Regions from separate parts of the Homo sapiens genome. Here region 2 is linked to region 1. Evidence: chromatin loops called from intact Hi-C (ENCODE). Cell type or tissue: heart right ventricle. All regions are shown on one strand. Links, peaks and the distances in the headings refer to the core of each region. The heading gives the core; the rest is flanking DNA.

Region 1 (11,565 bases), core at 1,335-9,334:
AAAGAAGCCCACACTTAAGGCTGTGGAGCTATGCTTCACCTCTTGGAGGAAATAATAGCTACATAAAATTATTTGGAATTCTTTTACATGGAGAATTGCCTATTCTCCCCTACTTATTTGTGTATGCAATCATGTATTTATACCAGTATGCACTCATGGATATTTATTTTATGCTCCAGGTTATAATCCAGTACAATGTTACTTATTTTATTTCTCAAATTGTTCCAGCTTTGGCCATTGGGAGCTCTTTCAGTTGGCTCTTGTGTCCCCTTCATAAGCCCATCGTTTGATTTTTGAGCACTTGTTTGCTTTCTGATACTATAAGATGCTCTAGGCTCATATTGTATATTCCCTGCCCCAACCCTAGAATCAGCCATTTCTTCATGGCACCCTGATTCCGTGTATTGAAGTATGGTGTAAGGAACCAGTGTCTGGGCACTGGGTTTGCTTATTGCCTCCGGGGTGAAGCATTTTGCAGGAATGTTGTTTCATTCAAAATATCTTTCCAAATAGTATTTGTTTTCAATAAACTCAAATTATAAGAGGTGTATTTCTCTCAAGTCTTTTAGAACTTTAGATTTTCCAACTTTACCACTACTTAAGTTAATAAGATAATTTTTCTTTTGTTTTGTAAATTAATATCATTATTCATCTCTCCTAAACATGTACATGGAACTCCAAAGGCATGGTTGAGGTCCAATTTTTACTTTTCTAAATTTCAGTTTTATTTCTTCTTTTTTCCTTTCTTTCTTTCTTTTTTTTTTTTAAAGACAGCATCTCGCTCAGTTGCCCAGGGTGGAATTCAGTGGCATGATCATAGCTCACTGCAGCCTCCAATTCCTTGGCTCAAGCAGTCTTTCTGCCTCAGCCTCCTGAGTAGCTAAGACCACAGGCACAGGCTAGCAGCCTGGCTAATTTTTTTTTTTTTTTTTTTTTTGTAGAGAAGAAGTCTCACTATGTTGCCCAGGCTATTCTCAAACTCCTGGCCTCAAGCTATCCTCCCACCCGAGCCTCCCAATATGTTGAGATTGCAAGCATGAGCCGCTGCACCTGGCCAACCTCTTATTATTATTTATCACACAATGTAAAAGAGATTGTTTCTGTCCTCTAACAAGTGTCTCCATCATAAAAATTATTTCAGCTTCCTTTATTCGAGCTGATTCTGGTCCTGCTAGAACATTCTTGTTCTCCAGCAACTAGAACTTCAGGCAACGGCACAACTGGGGTGTAAGACATGCCATGATTTTGCACATAGGGAAGTAATCCTTTCTGGATTGTTTCCAGTCCTTCCTATTGAATTAGAACATTTTGGCTGACCTTTCTGGTAGCAGCAGCAACACATTTAAATAATGTCTTCAGTAAATGGTTTATAGTGAATGATAGGTCCATTTCTTGGATCCTAGCTGAAAGTTCATAAAGCTCAGAATCTTACGAAAATAGCTTAAGCTTCTTTTTCTTTTTCTAGATGTGTTATTTTGCTCTTGCTCACATTATTTTTCATCTGCCACTTTCCTGCAGCATTGCTAAATTACTTCCCAGATTCTATTTAATCACTGGCTATACCTGAAACTACTCTATGTGTGCAGTATCAGAAATAGACCTGCTAAATATGAGACTTTGCTCTTTCCAAATTAGAGAATGACTTAATATTTGTACATTTAGCTATGAGTGAGGGTTGGAACATCGTTAGAATGCAGGTGTACCCTGATTCTCAAGCTCATAATGATTGTGCAAAATGTTGAAAGTACCAGCAATTTTCCAGAACGGATTTCTGGCCATGTCTACATTAGAGGCATATTATTATATTTTACTCAATATGCATGAAGTCAATGGATAGAAGGAAGTTGCAGAAAGGAGAGATGCCAAATTCACCTATTTATTAGAGTTGATTTTGTAATCAACACTGGGGGGAAGATTTTTCCATATATATATGTGTGTGTGTGTGTTTGTGTGTATAATCTTCCACTTTTTTTTTTTTTTTGAGATGGAGTCTCACTCTGTCACCCAGGCTGGAGTGCAGTGGTATGATCTCGGCTCACTGCAAGCTCCGCCTCCTGGGTTCATGCCATTCTCCTGCCTCAGCCTCCTGAGTAGCTGGGACTACAGGCGCCCACCACCACGCCTGGCTAATTTTTGGTATTTTTAGTAGAGATGGGGTTTCACCATGTTAGCCAGGATGGTCTCGATCTCCTGACCTCATGATCCGCCCATCTCGGCCTCACAAAGTGCTGGGAGTACAGGCGTGAGCCACCATGCCCAGCCTTCCACTTTTAAATTTAAGTCAATGGATTAATTCAACAAACACTAATTGAGCATCTACTCTGTGCCATGTGCATACTGGGGATGGTGCAAAACAATCAAGGCAGCAGAACTCCTTCTCCCAGAGCTTGCCCGATGCTTCACATCCTTGGAGCTGAGGGCTGCCTGAAGATTCTTGATCTGGTTGGGCATCTTCCCTGAGCAAGCCAGAGAGAGCTGAATTTATCCAACCTGTGCACATCATAAGTAGGGGAATCTCAAATTTGTTTCTTAATTAATTGATTAATTGTTTAATTGATACATTGTTATTGTACATATTTATGGGCTCTAATTTGATGTTCCAATACATATATACGTTGTATAAGGATTAAATCAGAGTATTTAGCATGTCCATCGCTTCATGCATTTGTCCTTTTTTTTTTTTTTTTTTTTTTTTTGAGACAGAGTCTCACTCCGTCACCAGGCTGGAGTGCTGTGGCGTGATCTCAGCTCACTGAAACCTCTGACTCCCTGGTTCAAACGATTCTCCTGCCTCAGCCTGCTGAGTAGCTGGGATTACAGGCATGTGCCACCACACCCAGCTAATTTTTGTGTTTTTAGTAGAGACGAGGTTTCACCGTGTTAGCCAGGATGGTCTCGATCTCCTGACCTCGTGATCCACCCACCTTGGCCTCCCAAAGTGCTGGGATTACAGGCGTGAGCCACGGCGCCCGGCCTGCATTTGTCATTTCTTGGTGGTGGGAACATTCAAAAGTCTCTCTTCAGCTATTTTGTAATCTATGGTATCTTACTGTTAATCATTCTCATCCAACTATGCAATAAGATACCAGAACTTCTTCCTCCTAACTGTAACTTTGTATCCATTTGTCAACCTCTCTCTGTCCTCCCCATCCCCCTTCCCAGTCACAGAAAGACAAATACTGCAGGATCTCACTTATATGTAGAATCTAAAAAAAAAAAAATTCTTAAAGTTGATATCCTAGAAGCAAAGAGTAGAACAATGGTGATCAAATTTCTGATCTATAACCTTGAACACTAGTACCATTCTGTTAAAGTACTTATTTCTAGTTTATCTAGTTTAGATTTTTAATTTGTTTTTGTTTTTGTCTTACTGTCAGTCACTACTTGCCTCACTTTTTACATTGAAATAGCCCCCTTGGGTAGTCATTAACTGCATATTTAGATGTGCCATGTCTGTTGGGTGTGAGCCTGCTGATCTGGTATTTTAAATTCTTAAATTTCATGCCAGACACGACAGACTTGAAGGGAAGCAAGTGATTACCATGGCATTCAAAGATAGAACTCTGAATGCCACCAGCAGAATGTCACCACTTGCAGTCATAGCTGAAAGCAATTGGGTAGAGCACATTTTTCTTCAGGATTTAAGAATGTAAAATATAACTGTATTTTTGATCTTTAAATTAAACCTGATGCATTCCAGGCATTAAAAACAACCACGACAACTCTATTTCTCAACCCCTCTAGAACAGGCTTTCACAAGATGGAACTAAGTCTCGGGTCTGTTGTGTGTTCATCTTGAGACCACCACTCCACTCTTTCCCTCAGGCCCAGTGGCGTGGCTTGAGACTGGATCCACAAAACGGATTAGAGATTGCAAAGTGAGCAGAGTGGTTAGCAGAAGGCAGGTTGTCATCATGGAGCTTCACCAGGACCAAGCTGGGGTCCAGAAACATCCTAGTACTGACTTGGTCATGATAGACAGTGCATCTAGACAAGCTCTGGCTCCCAGCGCCAGGCAGGATCCCAAGTGTTGGGCGAAGTCAATGGGGGGGCCCAGCCCCACTGTGTAGGCACCCAGAGGTGGTATCGCCCATGCAACATCTGGGACCCACTGATACCAAAGCGTTATTGCTACTTATCTTGAATTCAGATTCAATTGGGCATCCCATATTTTATCTGGCAACCCTATGAGAGGGCACTTCCCAGGAGCAGCAGAAGTGAGGTCCAGAAAAGCTGCCTGAGAGCATGCGTTCCACCACGGGCAGCAAGGGCAGTGGCCTCAGAGACCAACTGCTGCAGGAAGGGAAATGGTCCAAAGAGAAGGGGCCTCCTTGGCTGCCAAACGTGGTGGGCACAGAGAGAGCCTCTATTTGTCTTCCCTGAAACACGCAACTTCCCATAAGAAGGCCAGGAGGACCCCCTCCTCCTGAACACCAGAGCTGTCTTCAAGTGCAGTTCTTCTCTGGGGAAGAGCCTTGGGCTCCCCCTGGAGGTCACGAAGCGCAACAGGCCTTGTGTTGGGCAGAGCATCGCTGTCCTTCACCTCCTACGGAGAAAGAGGGGTTTCAGGGAGTAATGACCAGCACCCCCACCCCCGCCCTGCAATGACTGCTAAAGAGGTCTCCAAATAGTCCAAGTGAGAAAACAGCCAGGGTGGGGCAGGGCGAGCATGGGTTGTTTACGGCCGTTTCCACGCTGACTGGTCATCGCTTTGTGGATACTCGTGCTCATGTCCCTGGTTAAATTGTTATATACTACCCCTGGTTATAAAAGCTCGCGCTATAAAAGTGATGGGGACAGGCTGGCAGCGGGGCTGCAGAAAGCTGGAGGACTTTTGCTCCCCAAAAAGCTTGTAGCAGAGCCAGTGCATATACCTGTGAAGACCTTGTTACCGTGCATTGTAATCACTATTGCCATGCTCATGACATTTGTTTACCATGAGGTTCCTGAAGTCAAGAATGCTCCCATCACCTCTAGGGTCTGGTACACAGTAGTTACTTGAAAACAGAATCAGTGAATGATGGAAGGCTGTGTAGTTAGATAATGTCTTGAAAAATGATTAGCTAGTGTATTTTCAATTTACAGTAAAGCAGGTCACCCTGCAGCCTCCCACCCACCATATCAACAGCATTTATCACTTCTAAGAGAGGGCAGATACCACCTATAGAAACAAAAAATCCATTGCTCAATTTTTAGTTTCAATCACCCTTTTCAGAGGCCATAATGGCAAAATCCTGGCCTTCATGTGTCCAGAGCCAAATTTGGAGATCTGAGAAGAGAGCTTTGCTATGACCCATGAGTATAACAGATCCAGGCTATGAGAGGAATGCCGAGCTGGCGGGGACGGTGGTGTGAGATGTCACACGAGGAGGGAGGTGCAGACACAGTGGGCCTGTGCAGAGATGAAAACATCAGTCAGGCTCTGGGGAATCTGAGAACTCTGGGGCTGGTGCTAGCTCCTCTAGGTTCAGCATGACCCACAGCTAAGCAGAGGAGCGGAAGGATGGTTATGGAGAGTGGAAGTCCTAGACAAGAATGAACAGTTTACAGCCACTTGTAGAACTGTCTGTCTCTTTCCAGTATCTGAACTTTGACGATCTCAAAGGGCATCTCTGGGAATTTTTGAGTGTCAGCGTGCCACTCAAAGGGTGGCGGGAGGGGCACCTAGCAGTCAGTGCAGCAAGGCAGACAGGACCCGCATGCCAGCACCCTGCCTGTCTGATGACACTGATTCCGAAAGGTAAGTGCATAATTTCCTGTGGCTGCTGTACACATTATAACCAACTGGATGGCTTCAAACAACACATATTTATTCTCTCACAGTTCAGGAGGTCGTAAGTCCAAAATCAAGGTGGTGTCAGGGTTGGCTCCTTCTGGAGGCTCTGCAGGACAATCAGTTCCATGCCTCTTTGCTGGCATCCGCTGGCTGCTGGCAGTCCTTGGACACCCCTGGCTGTCGACGTGGCATTCTTACCTCTGTCTCTGTTACTGTGTTCACACAGCCTTCTCTGTGTGTCTCTCAAACCTCCGTATCCTTTTACAAAGACACCACAGGATTTAGAATGTACTCTAAATCCAAGATGATTTCATCTTGAGATAAATACATCTTAAATAATTACATCTGCAAGGCTCTATTCCAATAAAGTCACATTTTGAGGTTCTGGGAAAACATGAACTTGCGGGGACACTATTCCATTTACTTCAGTGGGATTAAGGTTCAGCATCAATTGTTGGGAAAAGACAAAGGCTCGATAGTAGGGAAATAGCTAATGTAATAAAATGAAACAGCACATCAAAATAACTCTTACACTGGGCTGGAAATATTCTTGCAATCGTGTTCTATATTGTTTGCTTTCTAGTCATAATTATACTCTGAATTTTAAGTTCATTTATAGGCATTGTATCATTAGTAGTTTTTAGGACTAATGACATTATTGTAGAGAAATAAGAGAAATTGCAAAGATAAAGTGTGTATTTGAATCATGAAAATTCAATACACGTATGGATTGCAATGGGAATTCACCTTCCATTAGTTGTCTATTCTTAAAAGCAGTGGGTGTGGAATAGGTTGAAAGTTGACGTATGTGTATAGGAAAGGAAGTCAGCACAGAAGCCTTCGGGTCAGGGCCTGTGGAGGAATCACCCACAGATTCCCCAAGGGCGTCGTTGATGGGGCCCGAAGTGTTCTCCCTAAGGCTGTCTTCTCTAAGCTGTAATTCAGGGTCCTGCTGCTTGAGGCTGCTGAAGCACTGTCACTTTGGGAGTCCCTCTGCAGACTCCCACAGCAGGATGGAGGGGCAGTGTCTGGTGGGAGGGAGAGGTGGATGGTACCAGCTGGCCCTGACGTCCTCCAGGGCATGGTTTACACTTAGGAGCAGAACCCTTCATACAAGAAGACTTGGGTCAACCTTTTTCTGTCTGTGGTGTGTCTAGAACTCGCTGCCTTATCCTGATGTATTCATCCAATCAGTTTTAAGTTGATGATGGAGATGTTGACCCACAGCTGATATTGATGACTCCTTTCCTCTAGCCCTCGTATATCTGCAGGTCTCTCAGATGAAGACAGATGGAGATCAATGCACAAGTTACAACATTAGAAAGGGGGTGGAGACCTGAAAGGAGGTGGAGGTGCCAAATGAGGGCTTTAGAAAGCTGAATATGCAGAACTTAGTTCTACACAAGTTGAGTTCCAAGTATAAGCTCCAGTGCTTCATAATTCCCCAAGCTTGACATGTAAACAAATAGGAATTATTGATTTTGTCAAAGATAAGCACATCCAATGCTTGGATAAGCACATATATATGTGTGTGTGTATGTGTGTGCATATGTAAAATATAATGAATATATCAATATAGATACATATGTAGGTCATACAGAAATGTATTTTCTAAGAATGATGTATAAAATGGTATCAAAATGGCACTAGGCCTTAAATTAAGGATAGCTTTTGAAATGAATATTTCAATATGACTATTTTTGTTATACATATATATGGCAGCTTTACTCAGAAATTCAAATATGAATAGAATGAATGAAAAATATATTACACGTTTTCTTTAAAATTAAGAGATGACAAAGAAATAAAATAAAATCTATTTCTAGATTTCATCTAGAAATCTTAATGTCCAGCTACCTTATTTTTCAGACAGTGAATCTGAGGTCTAGCAAAAAGTACTTAGAGAATTTGTAAAAAACACTAAGTATTTAGAGAACTTAGTAGCAGCACCTATTCATATTATATACAGTTGATTACTAGAGACAGGTGGACTCCCTTCAGTTCAACCAAGGTTCATTGCTTTTACTCCAACTCAGTCATTTCCCAATGTGGCTCGTAGGAGTCAAACTCAAGCAATGGATTTCATTTAATTTTTGAGTTAACATAAATGTATGAAGAACAATAATTTTTAAATTATCAGGAATGCCTCCAAATTAAGGCTCTATATTTTACTAGAAGAATTAATGAAATGATTACATTAATGAAAGTTAAAAAAATGTTTCTACTTTTGAATAGCCCCTGTTTTTACTGTTGTACAAAGGCTCATTCTCTTGGTTGCAATTGTAATCACCTGGGGAGCTTGACTCCAGGATCCCCCCAACCCCAGACATTCTGCTATAACCGGGGCCTGGAGGTGTGTGCTGGGCACCATTATTATTTGTGAAGAGCCTCAGATAATTCAAAGGAGCAGCTCACATGGAGAACCACTGATCTAGTGATTCTTCTTTTCCTCCTTGATCTTCTGAAGCACAGCAATTAGGTTCAGTACAAAATTAAAAGTTAATACCCCCATTGGGCATTAACTTTTGGGTACCATTACCATTGGGGGTATGAACTATTTATCTTAAAAGACACAATATCAGTGTAGACATTCTGATTATAGACATTTACGTGACCAAAACACACACACAACAACACTAACAAACAATTCCAGGTTCTCACCAGCGTTACCAAGCATGACGAGCCTTTTCTCCGAGACCTGACTCTGTTTTTCACCCCTAAATCAATCTCACTTCTGTATTTTCTACCTCAGGGCACTTTCTCATCTATTTCCTGCTTTGGAAAAGGGCACTCCGGTCATTCCAGTCACCGAAACAAGAGATTTTGGAAATTCATGCCGGGCAGAGTGCTGGGCATGGGGAATTTGGTGGCTGGCAAGACAAGCCGCTTCTGTCCTCAAGGCCTGACTCTGAGGCCAAACCATCACTGAGTCAGGGCCCCCAGAGCCCTGCATGTTGACCACCGTGTGGATGGACACCATGTGGATGGCCTCTTTCAACATCTTCTAACTCAGCTTTCTCCTGCAGCCAGTGAGCTCTCTCCAGAGATAAGTGCAGTCATGCCCTTACCATCTAATACACAGCAGTTTTTCATCACTGACAGAAAATGTACAACCTTAACCCATCATGACTTACAGCCCTCCATGTCTGATCGTAGCCCCAAACACACCATACCTTTCACATCCGCACTGCATCCCTGCATTGTACCACCAGCCAGCCACCTTCCTCCTCCCTTACCCGCTGGGGGATTTGCACAGTCGCTGTAGACCCCAGCCTCTGTGTGACCACTACTTTGAAGACTTCCTCCTTCACCCTCTTAGGAATTTAGCCTTTCTCACCTAATATTTGTCTCCGCTCATTGAACATGAAGTCATGGTTTCTATGCTGGTTGTTATTCTTTCTGTTATTTACAGTGTTTTTTTTGTTGTTGTTGTTTTTTTTTAAGAAAAGAGTGTGTTAGAAATACTTTATACACACCACATAAACTTGAAGTCTCTCTGAAGAAACGTTTATGGTTTAGAAATTTATGATACGAGGTTTAAGATAGTCTATTTCATCTGATGTTTTGCCTTTTTCTCATGTCAAGTGTTACCTCACTGTTATGAATGTTGCCACACTGGCTTTATATAGCCACCATCTATCACTCTTCTGTTTGTTTAGTAAACATCTATCTCCATCTATCTGTTATCTATACTCTATGAATCTATTGCCTATCTGCCAGTCACCTCTCATCTACCTATCCATCTCAATGTTTGTTTTGACTCATTTGAAAATAAGTTGTCAACCTCACAACCACAAGAAAAAGAAATCTTGCTTCCATCTCAATCCCTTTTGTAACCATTGTTATTGATCTCATGTATCTTAGCAATAATTCTTTTTTTGCAATAATAAGCAAATTTGTTTTCTAATTACTTCACTGATTCTTCTCATACCTTCCTCTGTTGTTATTATTATTGCCTGGTTTCCTTTCTTTGCAGTTGACCTTAGGGAAAGAAGATCTCTGCATCCTTGAACATGCTTACAAATCACCTAGGCAATTATAAAATTATAATTATAAAACTAAACAGATCATCATAGATAAAGGAAATATATAGTTCAGAAGAAAATGTAATAAAGAAAAATAAGTACAAATATAATAAAGAAAATTAAATACACAAAGACAATAAATACCCTTTAGTACACAGTTATGAAAATTGACTTGGTAGCAACAGATGGGTGGGTTGAATACTTTTTTACATTACAACAATTTCCATAAAGGTGCAGACCCACAAATAAAGCAATGTTTTGGCCCAAACGAGTTATCGAATTTCTGCTGCATTACTTTTGAATTGTATCTAATCTCTTGCAAAAGTAGAGAAAAAAAAACCTTCAGGCCTAGCGTGGTGGCTCACGCCTGTAATTCCAGCACTTTGGGAGGCCGAGGCAGGTGGATCACTTGAGGTCAGGAGTTCGAGACCAGCCTGGCCAACTTGGTGAAACCCTGTCTCTACTAAAAAATACAAAAATTAGCTGGATGTGGTGGCACATGCCTGTAGTCCCAGCTACTTGGGAGGCTGAGGCAGGAGAATTTCTTGAACATGGGAGGCAGAGGTTGCAGTGAGCCAAGATCATGCCATTGTACTCCAGCCTGGGCGACAGAGTGAGACTCCATCTCAAAAACTAAAATAAAATAACAAAACAAAGCAAAACCCTTCAAGGCTGGAGGTAAATTGAAACAACATTTCTCTGAATGCTGTGATATATTCACTATTACATGTAGAATATGTAATAAAATACTAACCATCATTATAAATATTCAAGGACAAGAGGAGGAATTCCTTCCAAAGGATAAGTAGAAAGTATTGACTATTTCTCCAGAGTGCCTGGAAGGTTTAGGCATTCTTTTAGGTGTTGATTAGAGCAGTAATACATAATTCACTTCAAAAACACTGATCATTCACTGTTGTTACCAAGCAACCCAAGGAAAACAGGAGGTCCTTCAACCAGTGTCCAGGAGTTGCAGACCCAGAAGTAACTAAGTTGGGATACTTGGAGCCCGAATCATCAGATATGGAGTACAATTCTGTTATAAAAGACAATCAGAGAATGAGCCCTAAAAAGTCGGTGTAAAACTTGTGAAAGAGGAGAAAGAGACAGATAGGTAACAGCTTGTTTATGTCTACCTCAACAATTCAGTGTACCCTGGGCCCTGGGGACAAAACCAAACCAACCAAAAACAAATAAGAAAACCTCTGCTTCGAGAAATGCAAATCAAAACCACAATGAGATACCATCTCACACCAGTTAGAATGGCGATCATTAAAAAGTCAGGAAACAACAGGTGCTGGAGAGGATGTGGAGAAATAGGAACACTTTTACACTGTTGTTGGGACTGTAAACTAGTTCAACCATTGTGGAAGACAGTGTGGCGATTCCTCAAGGATCTAGAACTAGAAATACCATTTGACCCAGCCATCCCATTACTGGGTATATACCCAAAGGATTATAAATCATGCTGCTATAAAGACACATGCACACGTATGTTTATTGCAGCACTATTCACAATAGCAAAGACTTGGAACCAACCCAAATGTCCATCAGTGATAGACTGGATTAAGAAAATGTGGCACATATACACCATGGAATACTATGCAGCCATAAAAAAGGATGAGTTCATGTCCTTCATAGGGACATGGATGAATCTGGAAACCGTCATTCTCAGCAAACTATCGCAAGGGCAAAAAACCAAACACCACATGTTCTCACTCATAGGTGGGAATTGAACAATGAGAACACTTGGACACAGGAAGG
Region 2 (11,565 bases), core at 1,629-9,628, 82 kb before region 1:
CAAGCCACAGTAGGATCTATGGCCCATACATTTTCCAAAGAGAGTTTTGAAGTTTACAACATTTGAAGGGGGAAAAAACAAGGCAGGAAGGGAAGGAGGAAAGAAAATAAAAGAGGGAGGGTATGGTCACATTCTCATGAGGATTTGATTAGTGCTCACTGAAGCCACACATTGCCTGTGAAAAGCATGGGGTAGAGGAAGAGTCAATTATGCATTCGGCTTATGCTCAGTAAATCTGCACTTTACATCAGATAAAGTCAACCTAGAGTTGAGGAATAAGTCAAATATGCATTGGTCAGGGAATGGGAGGAGGGACAATTTCTAGTCTCATCTTATCCCGTACCCATGAGGATAAACTGTTAATTTACATTGTCAAAGCAAGGGAGGCCACCTGAGGAAAACTTGGCTTAGGAACAAAAGCAAAGGCAGATTTTTTTTTCATGACTCAGTTTCCAAGTTTAACATTTCCTTTAGGCATAGTGAGTTTGGAGTCCTGAGATTTTATTTTCCTTTTGCAGGACAAAAACCATATTTCTGTCTAGAATCTGTAATGCAATTCTTTTTTTGTTTTGTTTTTGTTTTTTGAGACAGAGTCTCGCTCTGTTGCCCAGGCTGGAGTGCAGTGGCGCAATCTCTGCTCACTGCAAACTCCGCCTCCCAGGTTCACGCCATTCTCCTGCCTCAGCCTCCCCAGCAGCTGGGACTACAGGTGCCCGCCACCACGCCCGCTAATCTTTTTGTATTTTTAGTAGAGATAAGGTTTCACCGTGTTAGCCAGGATGGTCTGGATCTCCTGACCTCATCATCTGCCTGCCTCGGCCTCCCAAAGTGCTGGGATTACAGGTGTGAGCCACCTTGCCCGGCCTAGAACTTGTAATGCAATTATTGTCAACCCTGTGGGGATAGTTCCAAAAAGGGGGCTTGGATCCTGATAAAACAGCTTATGGCAGTGGAGAGAGGAGGAATTCTATTGGGCTGTAATAAATAATTGCTAGGGAGACTGACTGAATCCAGGAAAGAAGATTAACTTGTAAATAGTTCTGTCTGGTATTTAAATGACCCTTGGAGATAGTCATTATATTCCTAAAAGGGTGCGTTCAGGTGTGGTCACATCTTGGTCCTCTTTTCTGCAACAGAAAATGAGATAACAGGGAGGGGAAGGAAAGATACTTGTTCTCCTTGGTGGGTCTGGATCTTACGCAGATAAAGGAATTCAGCTTCCTTGGTGGAGACCGTTGCGGAGGGGGTTAAGGTGAGAGTCCTTGAGGCTTCCTCAGTTCAGCATATCAGCATGTATTTTGGGTTACTAGGGTTACTAGTTTCTGAGCCCCAACACCACCTGCCTCACACTTGTGAGAATAAAAGGCATCAGGAGTGAACGTGCTTTGAAAATGCATATATTTAAAGGAATGAATCTGTTTATACATGCAGATTTTGTATAAGCATTCATCCTGGCTGCTTCATTTTTTTTCAGTGATTCCAGTTTTCTCTGTTCTACTCCTTCAAAAGCCCTCCACCCATCTTAATCTAGGAAAACCCATAATGACATTTCTTTTTCTAAATTATTTTTTATTTTTAGAGACAGAGTCTTGCTATGTTGCTGAGGCTAGCCTTGAACTCCGAGCCTCAAGCAATCCTCCTACCTCAGCCTTGAGAGTAGCTGGAATTACAGGTGTGTGCCACTGCGCCCAGTTTATGATGGCATTTCTTAATGTTTCCACTATGAAATATTAATAGGTATTATGTTTAAAAAGAACCTTGCCCCATGGTCAAATATGTCTGAGAAATCTTAAGTTAAAGGACATTGGAAATGGGCTTCTCACTGAGGGCCTCTTCTGAGTCACTGGTAAGCTGCTGCATTATAAATCCCCAAAGGTGAACAGAAGATGTAGCGTGCAGCATTCTGCCAAAGGTTCCGTAACTTATTTGCACATGGAACCCTCTTACGTCCCTGAGATTATCTCCTGAGGACAGACTTCAAAAACCATTTTGGGCAGATTCTTCTGTGTTCCTGGCTTTTCTCCCATCATGCACTTACAGCAGGAGATGCATTTGTGCAGCACGCTGGGCTGGATGGACGAGGCTGCTTGTGTCTAATGGTAGAGGAGGGGGCTGAAGCAGCCGCAGACACCCCTCACCCGCATCTTCCTGAACGATGAGGGGATACATGCTTAGGGCACACTGGTGACCAATTTGCAGCACATGAGTTTATAGGGGCATAGGAGTGCTCCTCGGTAATACTCTTTCCCAGTTTCAGAGATCCTGGCTTCCTCAAAGCCAGTAACCCAAAGTGGTTGGTGTGATGATGATGCCACTTTTGCCTGCGTTCTAACCATCTTCTCCCGATTTCTGGGGCCTGATTACAGCTGCACCAAGGAAGGATATCCCATAGCCTAGCGCAACCGCAGTCAAGCCACAGCCATCTCTTCTGAACGGGTTCGATTCCCACCTCCCTCCAACCTCTTCAAAAAAGTGCCTTTTTGGAAACTCCAGTGCCACCATGATCCCGTGCTGAAGGCCCTTCAGGGGCTCTGCGTTCCACACAGATTGCCATCAAAGCCCGCAAGCAGGTCTTATGACGTGGGACCCGCCCACACTTTCCCTTACTAACCTCTGCCATGCTGGCCTGCCTGGAGTTCTAGGACAGTCCCCACCCATGTCGCCCCTGGGCTTTCCACTGTCTCTTCCCCTAGACTGGATGCTTTGGGGTTTTCCCTCGTCTCTTTGCAGGGCTAAATGCCTGCTGTCCTTCAGTGCAGCTCTCCCTGAATGTCCAGCTGTGACAGGCCCCCTGCTCTAGCAGTGTCTCTCTCAGCGTCATGGCCAGAGTGCAGCCGGCTATCTGCCCTGTGCCTCAGATCATTTGCTCCTTGACTTTGCTGCCTCTCTCCCAGGGAGCTGCCAGTCTCATCCAATGCTTGACACTTCAGTGCTTGGTGGACTGTTTTTTGCATGGATGAATGAATCAAAGAAGTGCACGAAGTTAAGTCACACCCAGGCCTTTCCCACCAGGAGCCTCCAAGCCAGCTGCGAAGCAGTTGTCTGCACCACTGACCCCCGAGAAGTCAGGCCCACTAATGGAAACCAGCACTCACTAAATGCCGTGGAATCAGCGTGGCTGTAACAGCCTGCAGAGTGCCACGGGGGAGTGGCCAACATCAGAGCTCTCAAAGAGCAGAGCCCTGCACGCTTGGAAAAGTGCTCTTAGGAGCCCAAGAAAAGTGGAAGAAATATTAAGACTTCACTTAATAAATAAAATATAAGAGGGTTAAAAAGCATGATGTTCAGATATCATCACCTCCAGACTCCCATCAGTTAAAACAGCGTTCTCAGAAAACACGTTTCCCAGTGTTGTGTATAAAACTTAAGTCCCAGTCAAGAGGATTTCATAGGCCCACCTGCCACAGAGTGAGCAACACTCTGACACTTATCTTTTCAGCCATTTTTTTCCTTTTCCTTTTCATCCTCTGGCTGTTAGTGAACCACGTCTTCAAAATATTTCCTTGACCTCTCCCATTCTCTCTATGCAGCTGGGTGTGCCACATGCACTGGCAATCCCTGAAACAAAAGCCACTGGCTGAGGGTAGAGGTGGAGCCTCCCCCGGCTCCTGAGCTCACAGCGCCAGCACCTAGCGCTGCACCTGTTTCTGAAACAGGAGGGGTTCAGTAGCTGGGTACAGCAATGAACATGATGGCTAAAGCTGTTCTCATGGCAATTTTGCTGCTATTATGTCAAAAATGAGTTTCAGGGAATCTAGGTGAAAAACAGAACACTGTGCATTTTTGTCTTCCTTTTAAAATTAATTTAATTGACAAATACTAATTGTATCTATTTTGATCTATGTATACATTTTAAAAATATTCAGTCAAACTAATTAAGATATCACCTCACCACCTTACAATGGATTACGTACAGCGTTAAAAGGGAAGGAAATTCTGTCATTCGTGGCAACAGGGATAGAACTGGAGGCATTATTTTAAGTGAAAAGAGCCAGGCAAAGAAAAACAAATACTATATAATCTCACTTAAATACGCAATCTGAAAAGACTCAACTCATGGAAGCGGAGAGTAGAAAGGTGATTACCATAGGCTGGGGGGACGGAGGGGGATGAGAAGAGATGCTGACCCGAGTGTACAAAGCTCCAGTTAGACTGGACGAGTAAGCATTAGTAATCTATTGCTTTGCATGGTGACCACAGTTAATAGTAATGTATCGTATATTTCAAAATTGCTAACAGAATAGATTTTTCCCATGGCACGCTTTTTTCTTCCTCTAGCCAACTCGGGAACACTGGCCCTCTCCTGCGGCTGCCGCCCTTTGGAAACACTCAGGGAGAGGCATAGGTCAGGCAAGGCAAACGAGGGAACGGCTGCTGGCTGCTTCTGGGGAGAGTCTTCCCCAGCCTGGCTTTCGGAGGAGCCCCCCTCCTGGATCGCTGGCTGCCTGCCCTCTCCCCTGGTGCTGACTGCTCCTGTCTGTTCTCACGTGCAAGCGGTGTGTTAGGGATACAGTCCATGAGGTCCTCCCCTGCGATGCCAGAGCTGGACTTGGAAATCTCTGCATCCCAAGCCCATGCTCGAGCACACGACTTGTCATAGTTTGTAAGGCTTGGCCATGTATTTATAGCCTTTCCTCCCCGAAAACAAACCCCAGCTGATGATCCATGCTAATCATTTCAAGCAGAGAGGGCCTACCGAGGTGGTCTCCATGGCAATGATGTGCGCTTGGGTCTCCTAGGAGACAATTACTCGTGTGACATACTTCAGATTCGCTTTACTGCCCAAAATGTGAAGCGATTTTCCTTTACACACTGAGCCATGCTCAGAATGTGTAAGTTAAAATTTAATCATTTCTAACCATAGTTTTATTCCTGTGGTTTAAAAAGGTGAGATATTCCAAAGGGGAAAAAGAGGCCTAAAAGGTAAGGAAACGGCACACAGCTTCTTGAATTGCATTATAAATTACCTGACAGGGGTAGTTATGAGGCTGACAGAACACATTGGAACTCATCTATGTTGTGTTTTAGGGAAGGTTTGGTCCAGTGGATGGGGTTCTCTGTTGACATTTGATATTTATTTCAATTTAATCTGGAATAATTTATAACACATAACTTTGGCTGGAGCTGGGTTTAAAAACACATGGAACTTCGTGCATGGCACAGGTCCACACCATGCATGGCACAGGTCCACTCCATGCATGCATTACACAGATTCACATAATGCGTTGCACGGGTTCACTCCATGCATTGCACAGATTCACATCAGCACTGCACAGTTTCACTTCATGCATCACACAGATTCATGTAGTGCATTGTGCAGGTTCACTGCATGCATGGCACAGGTTCGCATCATGCATGGGACAGGTCCATGGACTGACTCATCACCAAAGTTGCTGTTTACCCAATATCACAGCTGGGCCAGACCACATAAATATGTGCTTGTGGCCAAAACATTTTATTTGTCTTAAAGCTCAGAAACCTGCCAAGCTCACAGATACAGGCTTTGAGGGTGACATCCCATGTTCTTGTGAGGCGTCAGTGCTGAAATACCTGAAACACAAAGGTGGGACAGTCCTGGGGAAGTGGAGCAGGTCAAGGCATTGTATGATCACACCTTACCTAACTTTCACAAAAAAAGAACTGGTTAATCTCAGGCTCATCCACAAGAGGGCTGCCTGTTATTATTCCTTGCTACAAAACCACCCAGTGGTGCCTGAGAGAGACAGGGAGCAGGCGAGCTGGGGCAGACACAGGGTGCGCAGCAGCCTGGGGGCGATGTCTCTCCTCCTGTTTGAGTCAGCACAACCCAGGACATGTATTTGAGTACCCATGGAGGACCAGAGGATCTGCAAGCGCATGGAGTGGCTGGACCCTGCCTTCCCAGAGGTCGTAGTCAAATCAGAGGAACAAACATAAGCCACACCTGTCTTAAAATGGGGCGCCGCTATTCAGAGGTGCGTTCTAAGTATTTGGGGAGCTCAGGGAAGGGAATGACTGATTTTGTCTTGAGAAAAGTTGAGGGTAACATGGAGTTGATAAAGGAAGAAGGATGAGGGAAGGCCTCAAAGAAAGGGTTGTCTTTGAACTCACCAAGGAGGAACAAGTTTCAGAGTCCAGGAAGATGGTGACAAGAATTGAGTTCAGGTGTAGCAAACACCCAGCAGTGCCAAATGCCTGGCATGAGAAATTGAATACCAAGATGTCCGAAATCCAGGCTGCACTACAGATTTCATGCTGTTCTCCTTATGTGACATTGTAACTTTTATATTCTGTCTCTCAGACCAGAGCCCCAGAGAGGAGGGCTTTTGTTTCAATTGTTTCTAATTGCAACATAAAACATGTTCAAATTTGTTGATTAAAAAATGAAATATTTGTTATTGGGGGAAATGGGAAAATGTTGGTCAAGGGGCACAAATTTCAGTTAGCAAGATGAATACAACCTGGAAGCCTAATGCACAGCAAAGTGACTATGGTTAATGATACCTTACTGTATACTTCAAATTTGCTAAGAGGACAGATCTTAAGCTTCTCACCCAAAAAGAAAAAAGGTAACTATGTGAGATGATGGATATGTTAATTAACATGTTTGTGGTGATTATTTCACAATGTATCTGTACATCAAATGATCAAATTGTATACCTTAAATATATACAGTTGTCAAATATACTTCAATAAAAATAAAAGTAAATCAAAACATAATTACAATATCATTATCACACACCTAAACAAATTTCCTTGATTAGTGTTTAATATTTTTTTTCTGTTGCATCGATCAGGGAACATTCGAACACAAGACCTGGATCAAATTACTTTGTCCTTTGCCTTAAAATTTCTATTATATTTCATCACAAATTAGCATGACACAGTGTGTGCTGAAGTCTGCTCAAGTTCATGACAGATTTTCTTGTTTTATAAATACTTTCTTTCACTTATCTCCTTATATACCAGTATTTCTCTTACCGGTATGACTGATATGAACTTTTTTTTATCAAATGGCCTTCACTGATGGAACAGATATCTGGATGGGTTCTTTTTTATTACCGCATAAAGTTGGAGTATGGCATCATCCAGGTACTTAGAAATGAATACAAATACAGCATTTTGAAATTCCTAAAAAAGAAAAAGAAAATGGATATAAAGTTTCAGTCATGCAAGATGTGTAAGTCCTAGAGAACTACTGTACAGCATAGTGCAGATAGTTAACACTTGAAAATATGTTCAGAGGATAGATCTTATGCTAAGTGTTCTTACTACAAACATACACACATATATACATACGTCAACACACATACACACATATATACACACACGCACATACACATATACACACACGCTCACACATACACACATATATACATACATGCACACATGCACACACACATATACACACGAACACAAGGAAACTTTGGGAGGTGATGGATATATTTAATATCTTGATTGTGGTGATGAGATCACAGACAGCATATATCCAAACTCATCAAATTGTATACATTAGATATGTACAATTTTATATATTAGTTATACCCCCAATAAAGCTTAAAAAAAGAAATAAGTAAAGGTTAAAAACAAGGATAAAAATGAAATAATGAATATATCAATGTCCATGTAATTCATTGAAAAAGAAAAAATGTGTTGCTGGTTTAAAATTTGTTATTAATTTATTTTGGTCAGGACACAAGGTCCTGGATTTTCTTCTTATGAAGCCAGTTGCTCAGTATATATAAAAAATGGGGCCAGGTGCAGTGGCTTACATGTGTAATCCTAGCACTTTGAGAGGCTGAAGTTGGAGGATCACTTGAGCCCAGGAGTTTGACACCAGCCTGGGCAACAAAGTGAGACCCCAATCTCTGTAAAAAAAAAATTAAAAAAAAAAAAAGCCAGGTGTGGAGGTGCACACCTATAGTTCCAGCTACTCAGGAGGCTTCAGCGCAGCAGGTCGAAGCTGCAGTGACCTATGACCACACCAGCCTGGGTGACAGTGAGACCCTGTTACACACATATAAGAACGAGTCATAAACCCATTGTACCTCAGGCCTGCCTAGCCATTTTCCCAGTGTTTTCTCTGGCTTTTTATAAAAATAGAGGAAAGAATACAAGTTGATTAACCTCGTACTACTCTCATAGTTGGAATCTGATGTGACAGTTGTATGTATGTAATCTACACATATGTGCATGCACTCAGGAAGAACCCACTGAGCCAGGTGACTCAGACAGATTAGAATTTCACAACTATGTGCTGAATCAATAAAAAGAGACCAAAAGAGTATCAAGAATGCATTGCTATCTATATCACATCTTTCTTCCATTTTCTCTAGTGAATCAATTACCTGGGATGAGGTTTAGACCTTTTAATTAGCTGAATTACTCAATTTCCTGACACGTCAATCCATAAAAAATGGGAAAAATGATTTAACTGCTGGACTCAAGCAAAAATAAAATGAAAAGAAGTGTTCAACAAATATAAAACAGACCAATTTCACAGCATGCAAGTTGAATTAAAGACCGACATTATGAATATAGTGCTTAAAAATACATCAGAAAGTATTCTTATGTAATGATGCAGATGTGATGTTTCTGAGCTGTGGTTGAGTCACTTAGGACAGTTTTCTTTTTATGGGACCACCAAGAAGATGCTAGGAGCAGAAGTCAAAACACATTAACTTTAACAATCTTTAAAAATCTGTGCCAATAAAATAACCCTAGTTCAATGAACCCTAAGGTAGACTATGGACCTTTGAAAAACTCCAGAAATGAAATTTCTGACTTGAATCTAGCAGGTTGCTAGATTATGATATTTGGGGGAATATAGGAGAAATTATAGTCTTAACAACAAACATCAGAATGGAAGGAAGGAAGAAAGGAAAAAAAAAGAGAGAGAAGAGAAAAAGTAAGAGAGAGAAAAAAAGAGTAATACTTTTTAAAGCTATAGAAAAAAAATACCTGTGTCTCTAGTGGTTACTAGGCTAATTTCAAAGGATGCCACACAGCTGCCTAGAAGAAATTCTGCCTCCATAAGATTCTTAATAGAAACTGTGCACGTTGTTAAACTGATGATGGCCACTGAAGATAGTGGTAAAGACAAATACAACTACAACAATATGAGGGGAAAACCTCAATATTAAAAATAATAAGTAATTTGTCCAAGGTTAATAAGACTAGGTAGAGATGTACGATTCTAACCCAAACCTGCCTAGTTTCCTAACTCATGCTCTTGTCCGTTGCAAAATGATTAAAAATTTAGCTTAGAGAATGAATGAAGAAAGGGAGAGTTTGGTTCATGCTTTTCAAAGGGTGGTTTATGGAACATCTGCATCCAATGACATGGCGGTGCTTTCCAAAATGCAGATTCTTGGGTCCTACCCAGACTGAATGAATTAGAATCTCTAAGATACAGCTCAGGAATCTGCATTTTGGTGAGCTCTGCAGCTGATACATAAGCACTCTAAAGCTTGGGGACGACAGACCTAATGAAATTCGAGCAGCAATTAAAGAAGTCATTGAGAATCCATTTTGCTGGAGTTAAGTGGTAGTACACTGGGGGAAAAGTAAGGAGGGCAAGTCAACATGGCCTCTGCATTTACTGGTGGATGGAAGCCATCCATTTACTGCATTGGCTCCATTTACTGAAGCCAATGCAGAGCTTTCTTGGATTCGATTCTGTAGATTCACTAGAGTGTTCCCTTTGTAATGATCCACACACTGATACTGTGCCTGAGGGTGTGCTGCATTTGAAGCTATTTCCTAACCATACAGCTATATTTGATGCCAGAAACCCAGCATCACCATCTTTAAGAATTCATGAATATTTTATGTTGTTGCTTGAGTAAAACATTCCTTGACATAGCGGAACTAGTCACAACTAATTATTGAAGTTAATCTTAATAATTTTATTTCCCATTACTTATTTGGGTAGTCATGTATAATTTTTCAATTAAGTTTGTGCTAACTATAGCAACTGGTTCTAAACAATTGCATGAGAGCACTACGAAGGCATTTTAGACAGCAAGAAGAGAAACACTCAAGCCTTTCAATAAAATGCTATTAACATGTAAATAAAAGCCCACAGAAAAATTTGGGGACCTTTGAATTTTGCATGATGTTATTTACCTTTTGTGTATGTATATGTATGTTTTGAGGGAAAGCTAGTTTAACCAAACCGATGTACTTTATACCATAAATTTCTTAAGACTTTATTTTGGTTTCCTCCTGAAAGTACAATGAAAAGCACTTACTGGACACTTCATATCAAAATTTCCAGTGGGCAGGTGGACTTTTCTGGCAGAGAGAGAGACCGAGAAAAGATGGCAAATGTTGAAGCAAAAGCGGATTTGTTGTATGATGGTAACATGAATACATCATATATTACTTACTTACACCTAAAATCTGATATTATTAGATTCCAAAATGCATAATTCATGTAAAAAAAAAACCCTATGCTCTAAGAAGAGAAATATGACCCAAGAAATAAAAGGAACCAGATAGCCCAGTGAAATAGCACTGCCAATAGATCTTTTGAGGATGATACAAATATTTTCTATCTGTGCACCCAATATGTCAGCCATTGGCCACACTGAGCACTTGAAACGTGACCAGTATGATTGAGCAAGTAAATTTTAGTTTTACTTAAATTTAAATAACCATATGTGGCTAGGGACTAGACTTTGAGCAGTAAGCTCTACAATGTAGTTCAAGTAGATAATCCAGCTGCTGAAGATGTTCGCAGTTTACTCATCTGCTATATTTTGAAAGTGTGTATGTGACAGTTCCAGAAGTAAAAAGGATATAAAAAGTTTTCTAAATGAGTTTTCACAAAAGCAAATTTAACATCATATAAATTAAATACAGCATAATTCTACACAATAACAGGTTTTAAAGTAATTTCCACCCTTGGGAAAGGTACCAATGTCAAGGTGTTTTATTATTGGCATGTTTGGACCACAAGACTTGAGTAAACACATCCATTTGGCTAACAGTTGGTTTTATCTACAGAATCTGGTTGTTCCCATTGCCATTAACTATAGTAAGGGATTAATTCCAGGGTATAAAATGGAGACTTTGATTAAGATGAGGGAGAAATAAACAAAATTCCCTATTATCCTTGACATGAAGCTTATTTTGGGAGGCATTTTTTTTTTTTGCTGGCTATAGAACTATACATTGAAAATATTTTTCATTTAGCACATAAAAAAGTGTGCTGCTTTCATGGCTTATCGTGAGGAATAAGCTGTCATTCAAATTGATTTTCTCTTGTAAGCAAGGCACTGTTTCTCACACCTTTCAAGATTTTTAAATTTATTTTTGGTTTCCAAAAGTTTGACATCGACAGGCCTTGGAGTGGATCATTTTGGGTTCATCCTATTTGTGTTCTGCGCAGCATGCTGTATCTCTACGTTTATAGTTTTTGCTTAACTGAAGATATCGTCAGTAATTGCTTTTTGCAACATTTTTCAGCACCTTCCTCTTTACTCAACCTTCATTGGTTTTTGATGGAAGCACACCATCCTTGTTACTAATGGTTGGGTAGAGTAGGCTGCTGATAGCACCCTGGCTGGACCCAAGAGTGCC

The links. Peaks named below come from ENCODE experiments on the same cell type or tissue, not always from the same donor. Only the 100,000 strongest peaks of a DNase experiment are listed, where the experiment ranks them.
Region 2: it touches region 1 in a loop (2.3-fold over the local background); 5 of 110 quality-filtered maps call a loop at or near these places.

The regions. Positions count from the first base shown.
Region 1 is chr15:26,256,236-26,267,800 of GRCh38, forward strand. It overlaps LOC124903568 (a long non-coding RNA gene), which reads left to right and starts at 5,437. Exons shown (of 2, transcript XR_007064787.1): 1 at 5,437-5,740; 2 at 8,529-9,683. RefSeq lists an enhancer at 4,133-4,632. In heart right ventricle, for the core only: a CTCF peak has its summit at 4,489 (motif pointing left); DNase peaks (open chromatin) are centred at 4,599, 5,376 and 5,916; H3K4me3 peaks cover 1,608 bases; H3K27ac peaks cover 2,767 bases; H3K27me3 peaks cover 203 bases.
Region 2 is chr15:26,174,406-26,185,970 of GRCh38, forward strand. No RefSeq gene overlaps it. Among named protein-coding and RNA genes, the nearest start is that of LINC00929, 64 kb to the left of the region's middle. RefSeq lists enhancers at 2,337-2,838, 2,839-3,338. In heart right ventricle, for the core only: a CTCF peak has its summit at 5,676 (motif pointing right); no DNase peak of the experiment used is centred there.